Regions from separate parts of the Mus musculus genome. Here all the other regions are linked to region 1. The links are chromatin loops, found by intact Hi-C in ENCODE. Cell type or tissue: heart. All regions are shown on one strand.

The links. A loop is a pair of places that touch in the nucleus more often than their neighbours do. Peaks named below come from ENCODE experiments on the same cell type or tissue, not always from the same donor. Only the 100,000 strongest peaks of a DNase experiment are listed, where the experiment ranks them.
Region 2: a loop joins it to region 1, with 2.3 times the contacts of the local background. A loop is called at or near these places in 4 of 42 quality-filtered maps.
Region 3: a loop joins it to region 1, with 3 times the contacts of the local background. A loop is called at or near these places in 6 of 42 quality-filtered maps.

The regions. Positions count from the first base shown.
Region 1 is chr8:35,154,990-35,162,989 of GRCm38, forward strand. No RefSeq gene overlaps it. Among named protein-coding and RNA genes, the nearest start is that of Gm34474, 60 kb to the right of the region's middle. In heart, a CTCF peak has its summit at 4,540 (motif pointing left); no DNase peak of the experiment used is centred here; H3K4me3 peaks cover 413 bases; H3K27ac peaks cover 1,139 bases.
Region 2 is chr8:34,983,771-34,991,770 of GRCm38, forward strand. No RefSeq gene overlaps it. Among named protein-coding and RNA genes, the nearest start is that of Tnks, 22 kb to the left of the region's middle. In heart, no CTCF peak of the experiment used is centred here; no DNase peak of the experiment used is centred here; H3K27me3 peaks cover 501 bases.
Region 3 is chr8:34,997,769-35,005,768 of GRCm38, forward strand. No RefSeq gene overlaps it. Among named protein-coding and RNA genes, the nearest start is that of Tnks, 36 kb to the left of the region's middle. In heart, a CTCF peak has its summit at 3,175 (motif pointing left); no DNase peak of the experiment used is centred here; H3K27ac peaks cover 558 bases.

The sequences.
Region 1 (8,000 bases):
ACACTGGAATGTGTGTGTGTTTGTGTGAGAAGATATGTGTGTGTGTGTGTGTGTGTGTGTGTGTGTGTGTGTGTGTAAATTCAGTGTGCCAGAGCATGTGAGTGGAGGTCAGAAGACAGCCTTGGGAGTCTGTTCTGTCTTCTACCTTGTTTAAGACAGGGTCTCTTTGGTATTTTTCCACTTCATATGCCAGGCTAGCCGACCTGGGAGCTTTCAAAGACTATCCTCTTACTCTCTTCCTTCTCCCCATAGAAACACTTGGGTGATGGATTCTTATACCGCATCATCTGGTTTTTGACTCTGGGGATGTGAACTCAGTTTATGAAGCTTGCATGGCTATCATTTTACCCACTTTCCCATTTCCCCAGACCTACATTTGCATCTTCTTGATGGCCAGTGGTGTTGAATGTATTTTAATGTTTATATTTTTTTCATCTGTATCTTCTCTTTAATGGTGCATTTGTTCATATCCTTGGTTCACTTTGTAACTAGATTTTTCAGCTTTGCTTTTAAAAACTTGTTTAACTCTGTGTGTGTGTGTGTGTGTGTGTGTGTGCTGGAACTGGGATTACAGGTGGTTATCAGCCATCCAGCGTGGGTGTTGGGAACTGATGTCAGCTCTTCTGACAGAATAAAATGGCTTCCTCACTGCTGAGTCACCTCTCTACTCCATGCTTTTGTTGTTGAGAAGTTGTGGTGTTTGCCTTTCCTTCCTCCGTCCCCCGTTTGGAGAGGGAGAACAGGGTCTTTCGACATAGTGCTGGTTGTCACTCTATAGACCAAGCTGGCCTCAAACTTGCAGAGATCTGCTTGCCTCTGCCTTCCCAGTGCTGGCATGAGAGGCACGTGTCACCACCACCACCAGGCTTCTTGTTGAGTTTTAAACGTTCTTTTTAAAGTCTAGATTCTGCTAGGTGTGTCCACCCTGTAGTCCACAGGCCCCTACACAGCCCAGGATACTATGAAAGGCATCAACCCAAAATCATAACTTATTTAAGCTTTTATGAGGGGTGTGTGTGTGTGCACACATATGCACATGTGTCCTTTCTTTTTGTTTTTTCTTGCTTGCTTGCTTGCTTGCTTTCTTCCTTTCTCCTTCTCTCTCTCTCTCTCCTTTCCTTTCCTTTCCTTTCCTTTCCTTTCCTTTCCTTTCCTTTCCTTCCCTTCCCTTCCCTTCCCTTCCCTTCCCTTCCCTTCCCTTCCCTTCCCTTCCCTTCCCTTCCCTTCCCTTCCCTTCCCTTCCCTTCTTTTCCCTTTTCCCCTTTTCCCCCTTTTCCCTTTTTTCCCTTTTCCCTTTTCCCTTCCCTTCCCTTCCCTTCCCTTCCCTTCCCTTCCCTTCCCTTCCCTTCCCTTCCCTTCCCTTCCCTTCCCTTCCCTTCCCTTCCCTTTCCATTTCTTTTTCCTTTTTTGTAACTCGGTTGCTTGGTTCTCAAGCATGGACTCTGTAGATGGTGACCTTGTGTCGCAGTGTCAAAGGTTGGACACGCCTGTCAGCCCTCTGTCAGTGACAGCCTGACAGGCGTTTCCTCTGAGGCTGGAGGTTGTCTTTTCCTTTGCTTAACTGGGTCTTTCATAGCACAAAAGTTTTTCACTTTGATGAAATCCAATTTATTTTGTTCTTTCATGCCTTGCACTTTGGTGTCATGTCTAATCACCTTTCTCCTGGCCCGTAGTCCTGAATCTTTTATGTTTTCTTCTGAAAGTTTTGCTGGCTCTACTCTTACATTTAAATCTGTTTAAACTTGAACACACCCTTCTAGTTTTACATTTAAATCCATAATCCGTTTTGAATTAATTTCTGTAAAAGGCATGAGAGGTCGGGGTTCGTTCCCAATGCTTTTTTATGTATTAAGGCTAATTAAAGTTCTATAATTAAAGGCATATATTTTAAAGTTTAACAAAACTTGTGAAATTTGGCCATCTATTCATACAATACTTTCTGCATCTAGGACACAGCTTGGGCCCTGGGTGTAGGCAGAGGCTCCTCTAGGATGTGGGATTTAAGCATTCGTTTGTATACACCTATTATTTATTTGTTCATACAACATCTTCAAAGCTGTGCTTTGTGGAGAGACTTTAGGAAACTCTACTCAAGAGAGTTAACAGTCTAAGAAATTGACACAAGTAACACAAGCAGAGAGGGTGGTTGATCTCCATCAAAACTCATGTGGACCCTTGGATCCCAGTATGGGGATGCTGGAAACTCAAGCCTGCTGGGAAGTGGTGGTAAGAGACAGAGGCCTTGCAAAGAGTCTGATACCTTTCTCTGGGTGATGGGAGTGAGTGCGTCATTGCTCACAGGCTCAGCTACCTCACTGTGAGTTCATCAAAAGTCAGGGTTGCTGGGTGCTTCACTTCTAATAATCACTTCTGCTTGTCCTAGTCGGTACCATGATTTGGAGCAAAATGAGGTCCTTGCCAGGAGCCAACCAATTGTGGGCATCGTGGGATTGGGCTTCCCAGCTTGTAGAACCATTAGCATGACGGCACCTCTCTTCTTTGTAAGTCATCATGTCTCAGTCTCTGTGTCTAGTGATAGAGCGCCGGCAGCCAAGATCTGCCAGAATTCTGAAGAACAAATAGCCAAAAAGCCGGGAGAAAAGGATAACGGAGAGGGCTCAACCACTGAGATGAGAGAATGCCAGGGATAAAATGTCTTCTGATAGATGGAGGCTGTCAGTGCCCAGCCTGCATGCTAAAGGCAGTTTTCTTTCACTTCCTAAGAAACCCAACATTGCCAGCTTCTAGCAGGAACTTGCAGTGTTTATACAAACACACATTTTTTTTAAAATTTTATTTTAAACTGTGCTTCTTAAATGTAAAGATGTTTTCTTGTCTGCCCAAGTTTGTGGGCGAGCATATGGTCACAGCAACACATCCTGTCAGATCGATGTGGTGTGCCATGTGTTACCCTGTGTTTCACATCATCTCTGGTGACTGAAGAATGGCCCCTATCCTCCACCTTGCCTCAGCTCATGGAGGCAGTATGTGGGAGATGCGCAGCCTGCATGTCCAAGCCAAAGCCATCACTGAGTTTTGTTCTGCAGAATTGATCTTCCTGGGACAGCCTGATCTTCACCGCGGAAGGCATTTCCAGTGCGTCTCAGCTTTCAGTACATTCTCCTCGGCTTCTGCCTCTCCTCTAAGACACAGACATTTACACGCAGAGCCAGGATGAAGGGTGAGAGGCACGCCTCACAGTTCCCTTTGACTAATCATTTAAGAACCAGCATGACCCCGCTTCCCTTCCCGAGGCATGTCAGCCTTCTTCACAAAGAGATGGATTCTGCCGTTCAGAAATATTCTGATTTACCCCCAACTCTCTCTCAGCCCATTTCTGGTCATTTACAGAAAACAAAACAAAACCAAAAAACGACCCAGGTTGTTCACAATCAGCAATATACTCATTTCAGGAAAATTCTAAAAGCCAGTGAGGCAGTCATTTAGAATGTGAGCTTCGTATCCCACAGCTCTGAAATTACACATAATGGGCAAGCTCCCAAGGCCAGCTCACAAAAGCCTACTTACCTAGCTCCACAGACAAACCACGAGGAGTGATGGGTTTCTGTCGGAATGCCTGGCTTATACCAACTGGGAAGTCGACAGGCAGAGTAAAGTAAGTCTTGAGCTTGCTTCTACCTCACTGTTAGGATTTGGAAGCTGGGTACCAGTGAGCCAGCCCCCAGAGAGGTCAGAGATGGTTACTAAGTCACCTCTCAAATCCTAGGAACTTCCAAAGGACCAGATCATTCTAATTTAGAATGCAGAGCCTACGGATGCAGAGCCTCACTCAATTCAGTAGCCTGAACCAAGCAGGGTCAGATAAAACTGCTGCTCTAGTCTGCGCTTTCTCCTGGTCTTCCTCTTCACTGACTATGTCCCAGCCTTGGAAACATATGCATGCTACAATTTTTTCAACCAGAAACAAAATTACTCTAACAGCAAAGATGACCCATTTCTTAGTGACACACAGTGACGAGAAGATGGCGACCGGGCAGAGCAGTGTCTGAGGGCTGGTCCTACTCAAGAAAAAGGCACGGTTTGGCTGCATGAGCCCTGTAAGACAGTGGCTGCTTGCTTGTGAAATGAATGCTGTACCTGCCCATACTTCGAGCAAGAAGCCACCAAGTTCTTTGACCTTGTGCACGGCTCAGATTGATGCCATAATCCACCGAATATCGAGGCAATTCGGTAGCAGGGTGGAAACACTCTGTGCGGTAGAGGAGAGAGAGAGAGAGAGAGAGAGAGAGAGAGAGAGAGAGAGAGAGAGAGAGAGAGAGAGAGAGAGAGAGAGAGAGAGAGAGAGAGAGAGAGAGAGAGAGAGAGAGTTTGGCCTTTCTGGATCACGTCGGGGAGCAGTAACATCTACCCCTACAGCACCAGAGTGGAAACCTAACCAGAGAATCCTAGAAAAGTTAAGAGGGTTGGTTGGTGAGTTTTGTTACAAGAATCACTGCGTAAAGCCACCTATTTCCTGCTGCTGCTTTCCCTTCAGACTCACAGCGCCTCCTGGTTCTGATTTCGGGGCCGCGTTTCAATCGCCCCCTGGTGGACAGCAGGAACATTACTTTGGAAGTGGATGTAGGAGTGAAATTTCCCTTAAAAAATGCTTCTTTGGTCAAGGCTGACCAAATCATTGGGCAAAACTAGTAGATTTTTAAAGAATGTAGGTAGCCGAAGAACTCTCTGTCTTCCCAGGACCCTCCGCCCCCACCCCGGTGCTCACTCTGGAAAAGACGTGTGTCTGAATTTACCCTGCACATGACCTTGCCAACTAGGGATCCAACCAACAAGATGTGTCCAGATTGTGGTGACCACAGAGCACAGTGCTCATCAATAGAACGGCCTTTTCTTTTCTTTTTCTTTTTAAAATTGATTAAGTTATTGATTAACATTTAGATCGAAGCTTCCCCTCCCACCTCTCTTCCTAGCCCCTCCCTCTCATCCCCACCCCCTCCCGTTAGCCTCAGAAAGGATACGACCCCCTTGGCCATCCAATCATCTTTCACAGGCCTTGAATATCAGATATCCTGGATATTAGACATTACATTATGATTCATAACAGAAGAAAAATTACAGTTACGAAGTAGCGACAGAAATAATGTCATAGGCGGGGTGGGGATGGGATGTCACCACAACATGAGGAATTGTATTAAAGGGTTGCAGCATTACGAAGGCTGAGAGCTACTACTCTGGGCAGTTGGATAGCCATGACTTTTGCTTCCTCCTCTAGGGTCAGTCTTTGCCAGCAATCTTGGGGCCCTCCCCTGAATCTTTCTAACAGATGAGCAATCAGTCAAGAACGTGAACAACTTGCTCCAAATCCCAGGAAACTGTTGAGCATCTGACCGTGACAGAAAGGAATGAGACATGTTCCCATCATGACAAGCTGCTCACCAGCACTGCCTTGGAGCCGGGCTCAGAGAGAACCGGCGGCCTGGCTGGGATTTGCTGGGGGAGTGGCCAGTGCAGGCTGCTCCATAGGCAAACACCCACGCCCCTTCTGGAGCGCGCCACCCTTACCTTGGGCTCTAGCTCTCACGGAATGTTGCGGTTTTTGTATTGCCTGGGTTTGTACAATAGCGATACTCTTCCGGAGAAAAGACTAATGTTGATACCAGGAGCTAGAGGGAGGAGGGTCAGACGTTTAAGATCACCCTCAGCCATGTAATGAGTTAGGGGTTAGCCTGGGCTACATGAGACTGGCTGCCGTTAAAAAAGCGAGGGCGCCTGGAGAGATGGCTCAGCAGTTAAGGATGTTTGCTGCTCGTCCAAAGCATCTGGGTTTGGTTCCCTGAATCCATACTGAACAGCTCACTACTGCTTGTAACTCTAGCTGCACTGCAGCTGGTCCTTTAAGGAGTCTGGACTACAATGGAGATCTGCTATTGTTTCTTTCCAGCTGTTACAGGAAGGCAACTTTTGTTGCATTAAGGTCCTGAAAAATGTAGGGACACACCCTGTGAGGGTTTGTATGTTTGGCCCAAGAAGTAGCACTATTAGGAGGTGTAGCCTTGTTGGAGTAGGTGTGTCACTGTGGGAGTGGGCTTTAATACCTTCGTCCTAACTGCCTGGAGGTCAGTATTCTGCTAGCGGCCTTCAGATAAAGATGTGGAACTCTCAGCTCTTCTTGCACCACGCCTGCCTGGATGCTGACATGCTCCTGGCCTGGTGACAATGGACTGAACCCCTGAACCTGTAAGCCAGCCCCTATTAAATGTTGTCCTTCTAAGACTTGCCTTGGTCATGGTGTCTGTTCACAGCAGTAAAACCCTAACTAAGACACACCCTATCTTGTATTCCTTGACAGTGGGTACAGGAAGGAGAGGTTTACCTGTGAGACCCACAGTGGAGATCCAGGAGCCACTCGAATGTGCTGTGACAACTGCTCTTCTTCTTTGGGGTTATAGTTTACTGAAGTTCCTGAACCCTGCTCCCCCTCTGCAGCCCAAATCAAGTAGAGCTAAGTCCTGACAGTTTGTTTTATAAATCTCGGGCACAACTGAGCCAGCTCAGAGTCTTCTACCTCCTCCGACAGTGTTTGAAAGTTTCTCTTCTGCACTTCTTAGAAGGCATCAAGAGGCAAGGCAAGGATTAAACCGTTATTCCCTAGGTTCTGGGCTGTGCTCTTAGCAAAGGGACTGGGCTATCAACTTCAAATTGCATGAAAAGTGCATAAGGACTGGGCTCTGCACCAAGGCTGGCTCCAGCGCTGGTCCATCAGCACCAATCATGCCACGCCCAGAGGAGGCTTCCATGTGCAGGGTAGCACGTGAGCAGGGATGCTGCTGGTCTCAAGGCCTGGGCTGTGTGGTTGACAGCAATGATGCTATGCTCAGCCTCAGACCCTCTGATCCCAGGCTTCAATTGTTACTGGAGAACTTGTGATTTTACATCCATTCCCAGATCCCCAGGCATCCCAAGGAGGTCACTGTACTGGCTGGTTCTGTGTGTCAGCTTGACACAAGTTGGAGTTGTCACAGAGAAAGGAGCCTCCCTTGAGAAAATGCCTCCATGAGATCCAGCTGTAAAGCATTTTCTCAATTAGTGATTAAGGTGGGAGGGCCCACTGTGGGTGGTGCCATCCCTGGGCTGGTAGTCCTGGGTTCTATAAGAAAGCAAGCTGAGCAAGCCAGGGGAAGCAAGCCAGTGAGAAACATCCCTCCATGGCCGCTGCATCAGCTCCTGCTTCCTGACCTGCTTGAGTTCCAGTCCTGACTTCCTTGGTGATGAACAACAGTATGGAAGTGTAAGCCAAATAAACCCTTTCCTCCCCAACTTGCTTCTTGGTCATGATGTTTGTGCAGGAATAGAAACCCTGACTCAGACAGTCACTGGATTGTGACTTCCCCATTCCTAGGACTTAGAGCAACTTAAGGGAGGCGTCTGTTTTAGCTCATGGTTTAGGACGGTACAGTCCACCATGACAGGCCGTCACAGTGGAGGGCATTGCTCTAGCAGTGCAGGACCAGAGCTCCTTCTATCCATAAATCGAGAAGCAGTGAGAGAAGCACTGGCTTTCAGCTCCCCTAATCCCCCTTTTTTCAAAATTCAGCTCAGGACCCCAGTCTATGGGATAGCACCACCCACATTTTTCCTTAGCTGGGAATCTCTAGAAACACCCTCAGGGACACACCCAAGATGTGCTTCTAAGATTATTCCAATTGGTGGTGAAAATTCACCATCTTAGTCACCGACCTTGGCTGTTGCAGATCCCTTCCGGTTTTCCCCATTCTATAGTAACTGTCCTAGCACGGGTAGCTGTCTCTGACATAAGGACCCGGAAGCCCTCCCACTTCACACCAGGCAGGCTTGCCCTGCCCACCTCTGTTTTTTTTTTTTTTAAATATGTAGTATATATTTTTATATATAGTATATATATTTAAAGATTTGTTTTCATTTATTGTGTATGAGTGTTTTCACCTATGGATATGTGCACTGCATGCATGGCTAATGCCTTTGGAATCCAGAAGAAAGTAATGACGAATTCCCTGACTTGG
Region 2 (8,000 bases), 170 kb before region 1:
CTTAAAAGCTGGGTAAGGGGTAAAAATCCTGGTCTGAACCCAACAGTCTGAGTCCCAGGATCTATGATATCTGTGATATCTATGGGTCGGAGTATGTACACACACACACACACACACACACACGATTTCTGATATCTATGTGTATATCTCTGATAGCTATGGTCTCAGCTTAAGCAGAGCAAATAAAGGTATCTTTTTGTTCTATTCAATAGGTTGGATGACAGAAACACCCTCATAGAGAGTTGCCTGGAAATAATATCCTACCAGGTAATTTAGTATCCCCTTGCTAAGTCATGTGGACACATGAAATTAACTTTTGAGGCATCTAGGCATGGTGGGAAAGAGAAGGCAAAGGGCTTGAATATGTACAGTTTTGCTACTTTGAAAGATTCCTGAAGTCACATATCCAACCACAGCAATACCTCTATTTATCATACCACTGAAAACATCAGAGACCATCCACAGATATGAGACAGGTAGACATAACATGAAGTGTCATTAATACCTCTTCCAACTCATCCCACACAGGGAAGTCATGACACTCCAAGCAGTGAAAAAGGTTGCTTCTGATTGCTTCTGAGCACAGACAATCCCCATGGGTTGCGTGTTCTACAAAGGCAGAGTGCCCAGAATCCTTCCATAACCCCTTGAGAGAGCTCCATATCAAGTGAAAAACACCCAAACACAAGGTTATGAATACCAGGAATTGGTATCTTCTGAAGGTATCATCTCAGGCGATATCTCACATGGCACATTGGAACATTTGCCAAGTCATTACAGCAGCGTCGACTGGATTTATACTTCAAGCTTACTCACACTTCAGGAAGGGCTCTCTTCCATTATCACAAAATGTTATATTGGATTGCATTTCCAGTTATTTAGGAAAAAAGAAAGAAAGAAAATGGATAAAAAGTGACTAATGTGGGTAATTATCTTTACAATCCTTGCCAGATACGGTACTCTCAAAATTCTTTTTTATCCTTTTTCTTTTGGCCCTCTGAGAAACAAATCCCTTGGGAAATTTTAACTTATTGAAAATCTATAGACTTTCAGCCAACCCTTCCTAAAGAGCAAGAGAATCATTATGGCTTTTCTGAAGCACAAAAAAAGAGAGGTGCTTAACTTTAATTATACCGAGCTTTTATTGATTTGGCTGGCTTAATATCGTAAGCCTCAATTAACATCAGAGAACTTAAGAACTTATACTCATCATCATTCATGCTCGGAGGGGTGGAGGGGTTCAGAAGAGGAGGAGTTACTAAGAATGGGGAGCACTGTAGTGACAGACCCATGAGTAAGGATAGGAACCCAATGGCTCAGGCTGCAGAGTGCACTCAGGCCCCGGATGATCAGATGAATAAAAAGCAGACGTAAAGCACTTAAAGATAAGTTTACTAGAGAACGTCTTCCAAGGGCATATTACAACAATAACAATAATACTAGAAGCATCCATTTGCTGAGGTCATACCTCATGGTTTCTATTAAGTCTCAAACCCTGGCACAAATGGTTGAGATGCTTATTTAACAGATGGCCACCAGGTTCTCACAATCTCCCTCAGTCCCTACAGTGTTACAGGATCTTCTTGGCTGGGATACCCTGCCCTAAACTTCTCCAGCTCAGGGCCTAGGCTGCCCTTCCTCCAGCTGCCCTTCCCTATATAATCCAGTCATGTTGGTTATCCCTCCGTTTTAGGGCCTCCTGGCTACTGATTCCTCTCTCTTCCCCTCTTCCTTCTCCTCCCCCCTTTCTTCACATGGTTCAGGGTCTTACACACTCTGGACTCTCCCAAATCTCCCTGCCTGTGACTATGCTTTCCCTCTTATCTACAATGAACCTTCTCCTCTAGTGTACCTATGAGCAATCATGTCTGTAACTTCTTTTTTTTTTCTTCATTCATTTGGTGCTGAAATCCAGGACTCCTTTCCTTTTTATTTCTCCTCCTCCTCCTCTTTTTCTCCCCCTTTCTCCCTTTCCCTTTCCTCCTCCTCCTCTTCTTCCTCTTCTTCTTCCCCTTTCTCCCTTCCCCTTCCTTCTCCTCCTCTTCTTGTCCTCCTTCTCCTCCTCCTCCCTTTCCTCCTCCTCCTCTTTTTCCTCTTCTTCTTCTTCCCCTTCCTCCCTTCCTTCTCCTCCTCTTCTTGTCCTCCTTCTCCTTCTCCTTCTTCCCCTTCCTCCTCCTCTCCTCCTCCTCTCCTCCTCCTCCTTTTTCATTCAGTTTCCCCCTTGCTTTATGACTTGAAAGTCCATGTCATATTTTGCTCCATATGTTACTGCTTCTTGGATGCTCGGCTTCTAGATTGTCAGTGATATACTGGGTCACTGAATCCTCTGCAGGTGTCTTTCTTCACTGTGAGCTAGTGTCACAGGAAACAGATCTGTACACAAGAGAGCAGTTGGAGTGTTTGTGGCCACACCCTTTGCAACCCAGGGGCAGTGACCAGTGAGATGCGGCCATATGTTTACACCCACGTTGTGACTCCATTCTTCTATTTGCTAAATGCTTAAGAAGCCCTTTTCCTAGGTCCCTCCTTTCCTAGTTAGCTCTAGGACTCCTGTGGTCCCTCCTGCCTGTCAGGGAATTCACCTTCCCTCCAAGCTGCTGCCTGGAGCAAAGGTGAAGGATCAGACTGCACTGTGTACTGATGCGAAGAAGGTGATGTTTGTCTTGGTTCCCCCAAGCTGTGTGACATTTGCTCATGGTCTCTGTCTGTCTGGGAATCACCACTGGCTAATGGGTCCACTTTAGTGTCATTGTCTAATTTGGAAAGCAAAATAGAAGCATATATAGAGAAACTTAGAGGAGCTATGTCAGCCATCCCTCCTTTTGGTTGTTTTTATGCTAAACATTCCAAAGTAGCTACTAGGATATTTAAAGAGACAAATGCCAAAACCAGTGCTTTTGTTACTCCCCTCAAGGTAGAGCTTTTCTGAATCAAATGAAATTACAAGGGATCTTAGAAACCATGTTGCCTAAATTATTTTATAGCTGACAAATGGTTCTATCCATCTGTCATGTACTAGTAATCTGTGATATGAGAATCCCAGTTCAGAAATAACCTAACATCTCTAGCCAATTCTTTTATTATTTGTGTCACTTTATTATTTTAAAATTATTGTTTTAAAAGTTGAGATTTCTTTTACTCCTGTGAGTGCTTTGCCTGCAGGTATGTCTGTGTGCCACATACATGCCTGGTCCCTGAGGATGTGGTGAGACTCTGTGTGGGTGCAGGAAATCAAACCAGGGCCTTTGCAAGGACAAGTGCTCTTGAGCACTGAGCCAACTCTTCAGCCCTATTTTAAGACATAATCAACATCTTCTTTTTGTTTGTTTGTTTGTTTGTTTGTTTGTTTGTTTGTTTTTTTGGTTTGGTTTTTCGAGACAGGGTTTCTCTGTATAGCCCTGGTTGTCCTGGAACTCACTTTGTAGACCAGGCTGGCCTCGAACTCAGAAATCCGCCTGCCTCTGCTTCCCAAGTGCTGGGATTAAAGGCGTGTACCACCACGGCTTAATCAACATCTTCTTAATGCTACACATGCACCTACAATTTTTTGAACAACAAAAACCTGTTATGTATTGTTATACAAATGTCCTGGCTCAGAACTTGAGAGAAAAAAAAATCTTTTAAAACTTTTTATATGCCATTTGAACAAATTTAACATTATGAAACAAGGAACTCTTCCATCAGCTCATGAAGACTGCTTGGGGGAAAATAACAATTAGAAAACTGAGAAACTGGCTCCAAGGCATTTAAAAGCAATTCTTCACAGTAAAGCAATATCATGAAATAACCCACTCCTCTTATAAAATGGCCTCCATATCTGCTCCGGGATTCTCTTCCATCTCACTGTGTTAGAGTTGTAGTGAAGACACCTTAGGAAAACTTCGTCTGCTTAAGAGAATAGAATCTCTGGCCTGGATGAAGCTTAACATTCCAGCTGGGCCAGGCCAATAACCTGGACAAGGTGCCACCCACAGGAAGGAAGGCTCACCTCCATGTAAGCCATGCTAGAAGAGGGAGGGGGTAGGGGGAGGGGGAGGGAGAGGGGGAGGGGGGAGAAAGAGAAGGAGAAGGAGGAGGAGGAGGAGGAGGAGGAGGAGGAGGAGGAGGAGGAGGAGAAGGAGAAGGAGAAAAAGAAGGAGAAGGAGAAGGAGAAGAAGATGACAGATGGCATGGATGTCTTTCCTTTAAGGAGATACTGTGTTTTTTAAAAATTCCCGCCCTCTACCAGCCACCATGAGATTCAGCTTGGGCTCCCCAACTTTCTGAGGTCTGAGGCAAACAAAGCACATTTTATCTCTTTTCTCTCCCACTGCCACTTCCTTTTCCTGTCTTTTCCCTTGGCATTCGAGCCCAGGTGTGGATGGAGAGCTTTGGGAGCCACTTCCAGAAACTTGGCAAGAATTTGACATCGCGCCAGGACAAAGGAGTAAGCTCAGGTGGGAATCGGACTTTGGGCTGGAACTCAGGAAACAGGCTCAGCTTAAGAATATTTACATTTGAGTTAATGCAGAGCTCAGAGAGGACTCTGCTGAGGCACGTGGGGCAGGCCTTCTGTCTTGGTCATCCTGATTAGCCCCTTAGAAAAGGTGTTTAGGGGATTTTGTTTATTGCCTTGCTTGTTCCTTGACCCAGAACTGATCTCGTTATTTTGCATGTACTTAAGTGGTTTTATAAAAGCAGACTGGAAAAAATAAATAAATAAACCTGTTTCGGCCTCACAACTGGCTGGGGTCATGCTACAGCGTTGTCTAATTGTCTTTTTTTTTTTTTTTTTCTTTTTTAATCCTCGCTCCCTCCCTGGAGAACCTGTTGACTGACTGAGCTGGCTCCGTCACCCAGGTACATTTTTTTCTGATACTCGAACTTCCTTATCCTTTTTCTAAAGCTCCCCTCCCTCCCAGTCCCGTGTCCAGCCTGGGTCTGATTTCCACGCCCCCTTAAATGGCTTCCCCCCCCCCCCCTTCTTCTGTTCTCCTCCAGCAACTGCCGAGGTTACAGCTTGCCTGCCCTAGGGGTTTTCATTTAAAGGCTAATAAAATTGTCCTTGAGCTTCTGTTTGAGTCAGTTCTTAAATTCTTTTATCGATGAGACTAAGAATCCCGCGAGGAGACCCCGCTTTTCCCAGGACCAACTGAATATTGATGTATGATTGCGCCAAGGGTTTTCTAAGAGCTGCCATTTTTGATGGCCTAAAGCTATTCACCTCTGAACAACGGAGAATTTCTTTCAACTGTTTGTGGTCCTTATTGTCATAACGAGGCCGCTGTTATGTACGTGCAGTGAAACCTGTGGACTTCCCACCGTAGCCCCCACTTCCTTCACTGTTTCCCGGACCATATTCTCCTTGTGGTTACTGCTACCCCCAAAGCTTCCAGTCTCTGCTTCCAGCCAATTCTTTTTTGAACATGGAACTCAAGGGGGCTTTGCATGTGGAAGTCTCCTATCGGTAAAGCAGACTGACTTAACAAAACTCAGGCTTTGAATTTAGATGGAGTAGCAGTAGGAGAAAAAGAGAAGAGAGGGAAAGAGAGGTGTCACCGTTAGGTTTTTTGTTGCTGTGACAAACATCAAAGGACACTTGAGGTAAGGGTTTCTTTCAGCTCACAACTCTTAGGTTATATGTCACTGGTCATAGGTAACAGGGCAGGAACTCAAGACAGGAAACCTTAAGGGCCTGGAGGAACTCTGCTGACTGGCTTGCTTCTCACAGCTTGCTCGGCCTGCTTTCATATATATCTAGGACACTCCGACCCTCTTGGGATGGATTCCCTCCCCGCCCCCCCCCCATCATAAATCAGGAATATACGTTACCGACTCACCTACAGGCAAGTGAAAATTTTTCCTCAATTGAGGTTCCTTTTCCCAAACAACTCTACCTTGTATCAAGTTGACAAAGAAAGAAAGAAAGAAAGAAAGAAAGAAAGAAAGAAAGAAAGAAAGAAAGAAAGAAAGAAAGAAAGAAAGAAAGAAAAAAAGAAAAACAAATTCTGGCCAGAATAGGAGGGGAGGATGAAGGGAGGAAGGGGGAGGGGAGAGGAGAGAATGGAGGGGGGATGGGGAGGGAAAAGAAAGAGAGAGGAGAGAACAAGATATGAGAGAAAAGGAGAGGGAGGAGAGAGGAGACGCATTCCAAGTCTTTACTGGGAAGCTGTTGCTGGTATCTTAATATTCTTTCTCGGAATAAGGGAGGATTTCTATCAACTGTTTTTGGCCCTTACTGTCATAATGAGGCCACTGTATCCTTATGGTGGTTTTACAGCCAAGAGTGTCTTTGTCCACTTGATAATAACAAACATTCTGAGAAGTTCCTAATATACATGAAAAAAATCAGGCTGAGGAATGTCATCTGACTTATTTAAGCTGCTGTCATAATAGAAGAAGGGCATCTTCCCTGTTGGAGCCATAATGCGTATCAAATGCTATTTCACAGCCATCCCCACTCTTCCTTGGTTAACATCATGGGACAGTTCCTTTCTTTTTTGCTCTCTGGACCAATGAATGGGAGACAAGGACAACTGGGAGACAGGGGAAGGGACGGGCAAAGGTAAATTCTTCATCTCTCTCAGCTTCTCCTGCATCACAGGGGGTGATCTCTGTGACCCATTTCTGCCAGGCCGATTGCTCTGTGAGAAGATAAGGATCCTGGCTTTGCATTCTGACTTCTGCTTTAGGAGAGGGAAATGGCAGCCTGATTTCCTACACTCATTAGTCCTTGCTTGTTTTCTCTGCCTTTCCATAATCCTTGAGCTCCTTCCCCCTTATTAGCTGAAAGGCTTTGAGTGGCTTTTCTAATCTTGAATGGAGCCAGACTGATGAAAGATATAAGCTACCCTGAGCCTCTTAAGAAAACAACAGCAACACAATTCCTCCAAAGGGGATGAATACCAGTGAGGGGAAGACTTGGCCATTGGAGGCAATTTGTCAAACATTCCATGGGTGTGTACTTCGGTCCTTGGCTTTTAAAGAAATCATTTCAATCAATAATGCTGTTTTCCACATTGATACTCCTTAATATTTGTAATTTGACAAGATAGAACTTAACCATGTCCTTCTCCTCACACACATATTGGCAACAGTACTGTATATTTAAGCACAATAAGTGATCAATAAGGGGATAAAGCCAGTCTATATTGATCTGTAGAGACATTATTTCTGCCTCACTTTTTCCCTCTGACACGACCTTTACATCTCTTTAAAGTTATCCATGGGTTTTAGAATTTATCCGAATTACCTGGAGGGCTTCTAATTCTCAGAGGGAGGGGTTTCTGGTCTTCTGTTACCTCCTTCCAGCCTAGCAAGGCTGGCTGTGACCGTCCGCAGCTTAAGCGGAGCCACCTGCTGTGCTGCTCCTTTGATGTGCTACTACCTGCCTGAGGCCCAACCTGCCTGAGGCCTCTCTTCCAAGACTTTCTGGAGTTAGCACCGAACTGAGATCTTCACCGAACTGAGTTCCCACTAAAAGGCTGACCTATCTACTTCAAAGGAACTTGCTTGGCCAGGGACGGGCCTCCCCTCTTCTTTATAAAGCGTGTTTGCTGACTTTAAAATTAAACCTTGAGCAGAGCCTTGTCTTGGTTCCATCCTTATTTTGCGCAGCCTAGCCCCTCTTCTCTTCCAGGTTTCCAAAATGCCTTTCCAGGCTAGAACCCAGACCTGTGATCTGCTGACTGGACACAACAGTCACCTCCATTTTCTCATTCAATAGGTCTCTGATAAAGAGACAGACTTTATCTTTATTAAAAATGTAATTAATTCCACAAATAGACTGACAGATTAAATGAGATCATTTGAAATTATTTATTTATTATAAGCTTATTTATTTATTATTTAATTACTTATTGTAGGTTTATTTATTTATTTGTGAGTATTGACAGACTATTGTCAGTATATGAAAAATGCAGAGATTTCTGTCAAGATAATCTTGAAGAAATTGCTGGCCAACTAACACTACCAAATACTAGGACTTGCTACACTTCTGTGATAACTATGATAATGAAGAC
Region 3 (8,000 bases), 160 kb before region 1:
TATAAAGGTGATCTTTACAGGGGTCAAAATATATTCATTATTCAATTGACTATTAATAGGAGAACTAATAACCAAAACAAAATATTATTTAGCTTAAAAAAAAAAGGAAACCAGGCAAGGTGGCACATGCCTTTAATTTCAGCACTCCAGAGGAAGAGGCAGGTGGATCTCTGTGATTTAGAGATCCGTCTGCTCTGTATATAGAGTTGTTGCAGGACAGCCAGGGCTGTGTAAAGAGATTCTGTCTAAGAAAGAGACAGAGACAGGGACAGAGAGAGAGAGAGACAGAGAAACAGACCGAGAGAGACAGAGAGAGAAAGAGAGAGACACACACAGAGAGACAGAGACAGAGAGATAGAGAGGGGGAGAGACAGAGACAGAGAAGTCTAATACATACTACAACAAGGAAGAAAGTTGAGTCTGTTTTACTAGGTGAAATCAGCCAATTGGGAAAGGATAAATATTGTTAATTCTGCTTATACAAGGTAACTAGTATAGGTATATTCATGAGACAGAAGGTCAACTAGAGACTCTCAGAGACTGATGATGGGCACAACAGAGGATTAAAAAATTATATTTTAATGGTACAAGTTTTATATGGAGGATGATAATAAGTTCTGGAAAGCGCCGGGCAGTGGTGGTGTATGCTTGTAATCCCAGCACTTGGGAGGCAGAGGCAGGTGGATTTCTGAGTTTGAGGCCAACTTGGTCTACAGAGTGAGTTCTAGGACAGCCTGGACTGCACAGAGAAACCCTATCTTGAAAAACAAACAAACAAACAAACAAAAGAAGTTCTGGAAATCAACAACAGTTCACAGAACATTGTGATCATACTTTTATTTTTTTTTTATTTATTAGTTGTTTGTTTGTTTGTTTACTTTGAGACAGAGTTTCTCTGTATAGCCCTGGCTGACCTGGAACTTGCTTTGTTGGCCAGGCTGGCCTCAAACTCAGAGATTTGCTTGCTTCTGCCTCCCAAGTGCTGGAATTAAAGGCGTATGTCACCACTGGCTGGCTGGCAGCATGTGACTATACCTAATGCCACCAAGTAGTTGTCAAAAAAGGACTGGCAAATTTTATGCTATTTAATCACAATAAGAAAATTAAGCTTAATAATTTGATATTACTGTCCTTTTTTCTTCGGGGGCTGGCCATTAGTAGGTTGCCCATGCCATTGTGAGGGACCCCACATGCTCATGTGTGCAAGATTCGTTGGCATTTGGTAGATTATTTAAAAGAAAAAGGAAAGAAAAGGAAAGGAAGTTAGGTGGGAGACTTGTTGAGGAGTCTTGGGGGTAGATGTGATTAAAATACATTGTATGCATATATGATATTCTCAAAGGTAATTAAATTTTTTTATAATAAAAGTTCTTGTTTTGGATATGGAGATTGAAGTAGCCACCTTCTGTAGCCAGGTGGGATTTCCAGCGGAGGGAGGAGGGGACATTAACCCACCCACAAAACCTATGACCGAAAATTTGTCCTGCGTACAAGATGCACAGGTATAAAGAGGGAGCAGAGATTGAGGTGAGGGCCAACCAATGACCATCCCAGTTTGAGACACACCCTATATGAGAACCAATCCCTGAGATTATTTATGAAACTCTGCTCTGCTTGCAGGTGGGAACCTAGCATAACTGACCCCTGAGAGGTCTCATTCATCAGCAGATGGAAACAGATGGAGAGACCCACAGCCAGACATCAGGCAGAGGTTGGGGAGTCTTGTGGATGAGTAGGAGATGGACTGAAGGAGCAGGAGGGGTCAAAGACACCACAAGGAATCCTACAGAGTAAACTAATCTGGGCCCATGGAGGCTCACAGAAACGGAAGCACCAAGCAGCCAGCAGGGGCTGAACCTAGGTCTTCTACACATTTGCAGTGGGCAGCTTTGTCTTCATGAGGGTCCCCTAACAACTGGAGCAGGGGCTGTCTCTGACTCTGGTGCCTGCCTTTGGATCCTGTTCCCCTAACTGGACTACATGGTTGGGCCTCAGTACGAGAGGATGCACTTGGCCTACTGCGATTGGATGACCCAGGGTGAGGTGGCATCCAAGCAGGGGGCTTTTCCTCAGAGAAAGGGAATGAGTAATGGGGGGTGGGGGGTTTGTAAGGATGGAACTGGGAAGAGAGGAGTGACAAGAGGCCACAATCAGGATGTAAAGTGAGTGAGTGAATAAATACCTATCTTCAAAAACAAAAACAAAAACACAAAAACAAAAACAAAATCAGTGTTTTCTATGTGTCCAAAGTATGTATTTCCAAATGAGGACCACTTAACCAACTAGGATATAGTGACACTGAGGCCATTTACTTTTTAGAAGTCACCTCTATACGTTAAGCTGTGGCTAGGATTGTAGTTGACAATGCAATACTTTAAAATGTTTCCTAACGGCCTGGTTGATGAGGGTTATTTTCTGTACAGTTACAGTCAATGGTTATTATACAACGGGAGGTGACAGCACTGGGAATAACTGGATGCTGTGGCAGTGGGTTGTGCAGTCTGTCATTTCTTAACTAATTTTGATATTAAGCCATCAAGAAGCCTGTTTTAGTTTCTTCAGTGTGCCATAAGGAACACCTCATAGTGTCTTAGTAGAGACACCTTCCTTCTGAAGCCAGGAGAAAAGCTATTTCTTTCCCTCCCTTAGCTTCTGGTCCTTACCTGTCCTTTGGGATTCCTTGGCTTTTTCCATGAGCATCTTCCTTTTGACATATCTGTCTCCATGTTACAGTTTACCCACTTTCTAAGGAGTTATTGATAGTTGATAGATTCTGGAGAGAGAGTCTTTTTTTTTTGGAGAGTGGTCCCCTGGTAAATTAACCACGCTCTGGTAGATGGCCTTAAACCCATTAGTTTGAGCACAAATTGAACTCTGCAGGTTATTTAACAACAACAGAAAAAAGAAACACATGGAGTTTGGAAGGAGGATCTGGGGAGAATGGGGTGAATATGATCCAAATATATTGTATAAAATACTTAGAGAATTAATGAACTATTGCATTTTAAATTTCCCCTCCTTTATAAGGACACCAATCACATTGAATCACTTGTTAAACCAATGACCCATTATGCTCCTTTAGCTCCAAGTCATATTGCACTCAACAAACAAACAAAAAACACAGGATGGCTTACAACCATCTGTAATGGGAGAGGAAGCCCTCTACTGGTGTGTCTGAAGACAGTGACCCACAATTGAAATAAATAAATATGAGAAGCTGTTTGAATAATTAAACACCATTCTACAGATTTACCAGCCTTTTATGGGGAACACTACCCTCAGTATGTGATTATAATGGCTTTAGTCCTCAGAGTGAACATGCATCAACATATATAACTCCTATACAAACAAAATGGGTTTGGTCCTGGAAGTCAGAATTGCCACTGATGAGAAACAAGCTTCAGCATCGTGAGACCAAATTACATAAGTGTTTTTTTCCAGATCCGTGTATGTTAAATAAAATCCATATTTCCAAGGTGGCAGCAACCTTAGCAGAAACGTCATCTTTTAGCAAATGGTCAGAAGCAAATGTGCATAGTTTTGGAACACATTGAGGTGGCCTTCTGGCATCTCTTTCCTCTCAGAAATTTAGTACCCACTTGGCTGCTGTGATTCTCTCAGCTGTCTACAATGTTTCTTTCTAAATTGCGCTTTAGCAGCAACCCACCCCCACCCCCCAGGCAGCAGGCATAGATTTTTTTAAGACCAGAAAGCAGAGGGCCAAATGACCTACTAAAAATAGCTACATTCCTGGGTCAATTAAATCCAACGTGACATCCTTGGTGCATGCGTAATGTGATAATAATAATGGTCTATTTCTTAGGCTGTGGTGAGGAATAACACATTAGTGACTGTAAAGCACTCTGAAAATAGAAAGGGTTCAATAAAAGCTTGTAATTATTAATGGTAACTATTCGAGACTGACCTAGAAATTACCGTTAAGTTATACTATGTATCTTGTAATCTATTCTTCTTCTTGTAATTTTTGGTCTTCCGGCTCCATGTTCTGTGCAGAGAGGGATTTTAGGAGGCTGTACCGCAGTCCTCAGGAGGCTTCTATGTTGGAAGCTTAGAAACAATACTTACCTTAAAAGAAAATACTTTTAGATTTTATTTATTCATTGAGAAAGAGAGAGATGCACACACACAGACACATAAAGAGAAATAGAGAGAGAGACAGACACAGACACAGACACAGACACAGACACAGACACAGACACAGAGACACAGAGACAGACACAGACACAGAGACACAGAGACACAGAGACACAGAGAAACAGAAAGACAGAGGTTTGTATATGCTGTACCCAAGGAGTAGCACTATTTGGAGGTGTGGCCCTGTTGGAGTAGGTATGTCACTGTGGGTGTAGCTATAAGACCTTCATCATAGCTGCCTGGAATCCAGTATTCTGCTAGCAACCTTTAGATGAAGATGTAGAACTCTCAGATTCTCCTGCACCATGCCTGCCTGGATCCTGCCATGCTCCCACCCTGATGATACTAGACTGAATCTTTGAACCTGTAAACCAAGTCCCAACTAAATGTTGTTTTTATGAGTTGCCTTGGTCGTGATATCTGTTCACAGCAGTCAAATCCTAAATAAGGCAGAGAGTATACACACATGAAGAGGTCAGAGGGCAACTTTATATGTTTTAGATAACAGGGTTTGAACTCAGCAAGCGTCTTACTTATACCATGCCAGCCTAACACTTACCTTTGAGTCTCTTGCTTACAAAACATGTTTGGTTTTGTCTACGGTTAAAATTGGAGATAAAATCCTCTCCCTCCTCCTCTCCCTTCCTCTGCCTCCCTCTCTTTCATCCTCCCTCCTGTCTTTCATTCTTTTTCCCTTTCATTCAACAATTAATTGCTGAGCATTGAAAATATAGACACCCCCCCCCCTCCCAGCCCTCAGGAACTAAACCACTAACCAAAGAGTACACATGGATGGCCTTGTTGGACATCAGTGGGAGGGGAAGTCCTGTGAAGACTTGATGCCCCAGTGTAGGGGAATGTTGGGGGGGGGGTGAGGCAGGAGGAGGTGGATGGGTAGGGGAGCACCCTCATAGAAGCAGGGGGTGAGGAATGAGATAGGGGGTTTGTAGAGGGGAACCAGAGAAGGGGGATAACATTTGAAATTTAAGTAAATAAAATAACCAGTGAGAAATTTAAAAATAAACAAATAAAAGAAAGTATAGGCTTTGGTTTTGGGGGGGTTGGAACACAAAGGCAAAAACTAAGAAATAGACATGGCACTCATCTTAGAGTCAGCAGGCTATCTGGAGGGACAGATAACCGGGCAGTCATTGAAAACTATGTACTGGGGCTGGAGAGATGGCTCAGAGGTTAAGAGCACTGACTGTTCTTCCGAAGGTCCTGAGTTCAATTCCCAGCAACCGCATGGTGGCTCACAACCATCTGTAATGAGATCTGACGCCCTCTTCTGGAGTGTCTGAAGACAGCTACAGTGTACTTACATATAATAAATAAATCTTAAAAAAAAAAAAAGAAAGAAAGAAAAAAACTATGTAGTAAGTATAGCAAGACAGGAAGTAAGAGTGGTATAAGGCCACCTTAGACAGGGGACTGTCCTGCCAGGGCCTGGAGCTGGGCTAAGACAGGGTAGGAGCTCCAGGCCTTTGCAAGGACACTTTCTTTTCTTTAATCCACTCTCCAGAAGCGACGGTCCTGGGATAAACTGTGTCACTGTCTTCTTTCCCTAGGTAGTGGCTCAAACAATGCCCTTTTACTTTTTTTTTTCCTAAGAATGGGAGAGAAAGATCTTTTACCAGACCAAAAAAGTCTTGCTCTGCTTCCTCTATGATCCAGGGCACTGAACAAATAAATCATAGACGAGCCACTAGGAAGATGTGCAATAATCAGGTAGGTTTCTCTTTCTGCTGACCCTCAAACCTTCTCTATGACCAGTACACAGACCCTCTGGTTGGTTCAGCTTTGCTGTAGGGACTAACACTGGCACCAGTGAAGGATGGTTGCAGCCGGGGCTTTGGGCTATCAATCCTCCTCACTGTGAGGCATCCGTCCGAATTGTGGCACCTGCTCTCTCTATCTTCCTGTGTCTTCATGAGTCAAAGGCTCATTATTGTCTAGTTCCTCCAGGCAGGGTCCAGGCCATGCTTTCCCCATGCTTGTCAAAGGCTGAACTTCTCAGTTTTGCACTCCATCCCTTCTTTATGACTGGGGAGCCCCTAGCTTCTCATCTCCTAGCAGGTAGGGCCTTGGTCGCCAGCATTTTCCTGCTGTGTCCCACCCCACAGCTGAAAGAGCTCTGCTGTCCCCCACCTGCTGGCCACTCTGAGTCCCAGACCTGTTTCAACTTGTTTGTTAATGGGCATGGATTCTTTCTTCTCTTCTTTGCTGTTTTTGCTCATGCTTACTGAATTTCTCCTCTGGTCTCATACCATACTTAGTTATGAGGGGGACCAAGATTTAAACCAACAGTCTTCCCTCTCTATATAGTTTTCTATAGAATCACCCAGCATAAGCTGGATCCCTAGAAAGACCCAAGTAGATTTTCTGTCAGCTAAGGTGAAATACATTTAAAATAATGTCAGATAAGACCAGAGTTTAAAGGTAGCATGTATGTATGTATGTATGTATGTATGTATGTATGTATGTATGTGAGTGTATGTACCTACCTTTTTGATACAAGGGCTCTCTATATAGTCCTGGCTATCCTGGATTTTACTATATAGACCAGGCTGGCCTTGAAATTGGGTCTGTCTTTGCTTCCCCATTGCTGGGATTAAAGACATGTATCACAATACCCAACCAAAGGTAACTTTAAAAGTGAGTCCCGGCGATCTTACCAGAGCAGCTGTGTACTAACCTGCCCCAGCCTGGTCTCTGTGCCCTGACCCTGATTTAATTCGGCTCTTCTCTGCTTTGCTCAGCCTTGTCTTTGCCCCAGAATCACAGCCTGAGCCAAAGGACAGCCACTCTTTCTGCTCAACACACCCTGTATTTTTTTTCCTGTACTCTGGAATAGCCGTTGGTTGTAATCACACGTATTTCTTCTGAGTTTAGCTTTCTGGAGACTGCATAAAGAAGTGCCGTGTTCTATAATTTATTAGATTGGCCCATTAGGTCGAAGTTTGAAGAGTTTGTCCTAGCTATTTTCCTCACTGCTATTACAAAATGTTGGACTGGGGGAAGGAACGCTTTATTTTCGTTTAGAGTTCTAGGGAACAGTCATGGTGGGAAGGTGAGAGTGATGAGTCCTAGAGGAGTCAGGAGAGGGGTGAAGGGGAGGAAGGGGGAGGGGGAGAGGGAGGGAGAGAGGAAGGGAGGGGAGAGAAGGAGGGAGGGAGAGGGAGGGAGAGGAAGGGAGAGATAAGAGAGGAGAGGAGAGGGAGGGAGGGAGAGAGGGAGAGGACATAGTTTAGTTTGCTTGCTTTCCCCTTTATCCAGTCTGTATCTCCAGACCATAGAACGGTGCCACTTCCTTCCTGGGCCAACCCAATTTAGAGATGGCTAAACATCACAAACATGTCCAGAGGCTTGGTTCCTAGGTGAGTCCAGTTTTATGGTCTGGTCTTTGACCTGTTTTATTACTGAGACTCCTTCTTCTTCCACCAGAGCTGGCTTTCAGCATGGAGCAGTGAGTTCTCATTTAGAGACATATGCTGCCCCGGCAGGGACACAGATCTGAGCTGTGCCGGCAGGCAGCAGGTTCCACCACTTCCTGGGTCAACAGCCAATCCAACTCATTTGCTCTGCGGTACACGTAAAGTTACGCAGGCACACACCCCTACATGTGAATAACAAATCTTTTTAAAAAGACAATAGGGTAAAGCATGTGGCACAAAGTCTCACACGGGCAGCATTCAGAAACACTGGTCGCTTCAGAAGGCTAAGACCCACTGTTTTAAACCTATGGCACTGAGTCGGCACCTCAGCTCTTCACGGGACAATAAGCTAATAATTGCCACTATTAGAAAATCCAAGGGAGAGTGCATACTGTCCATGTTTTCTTTGAT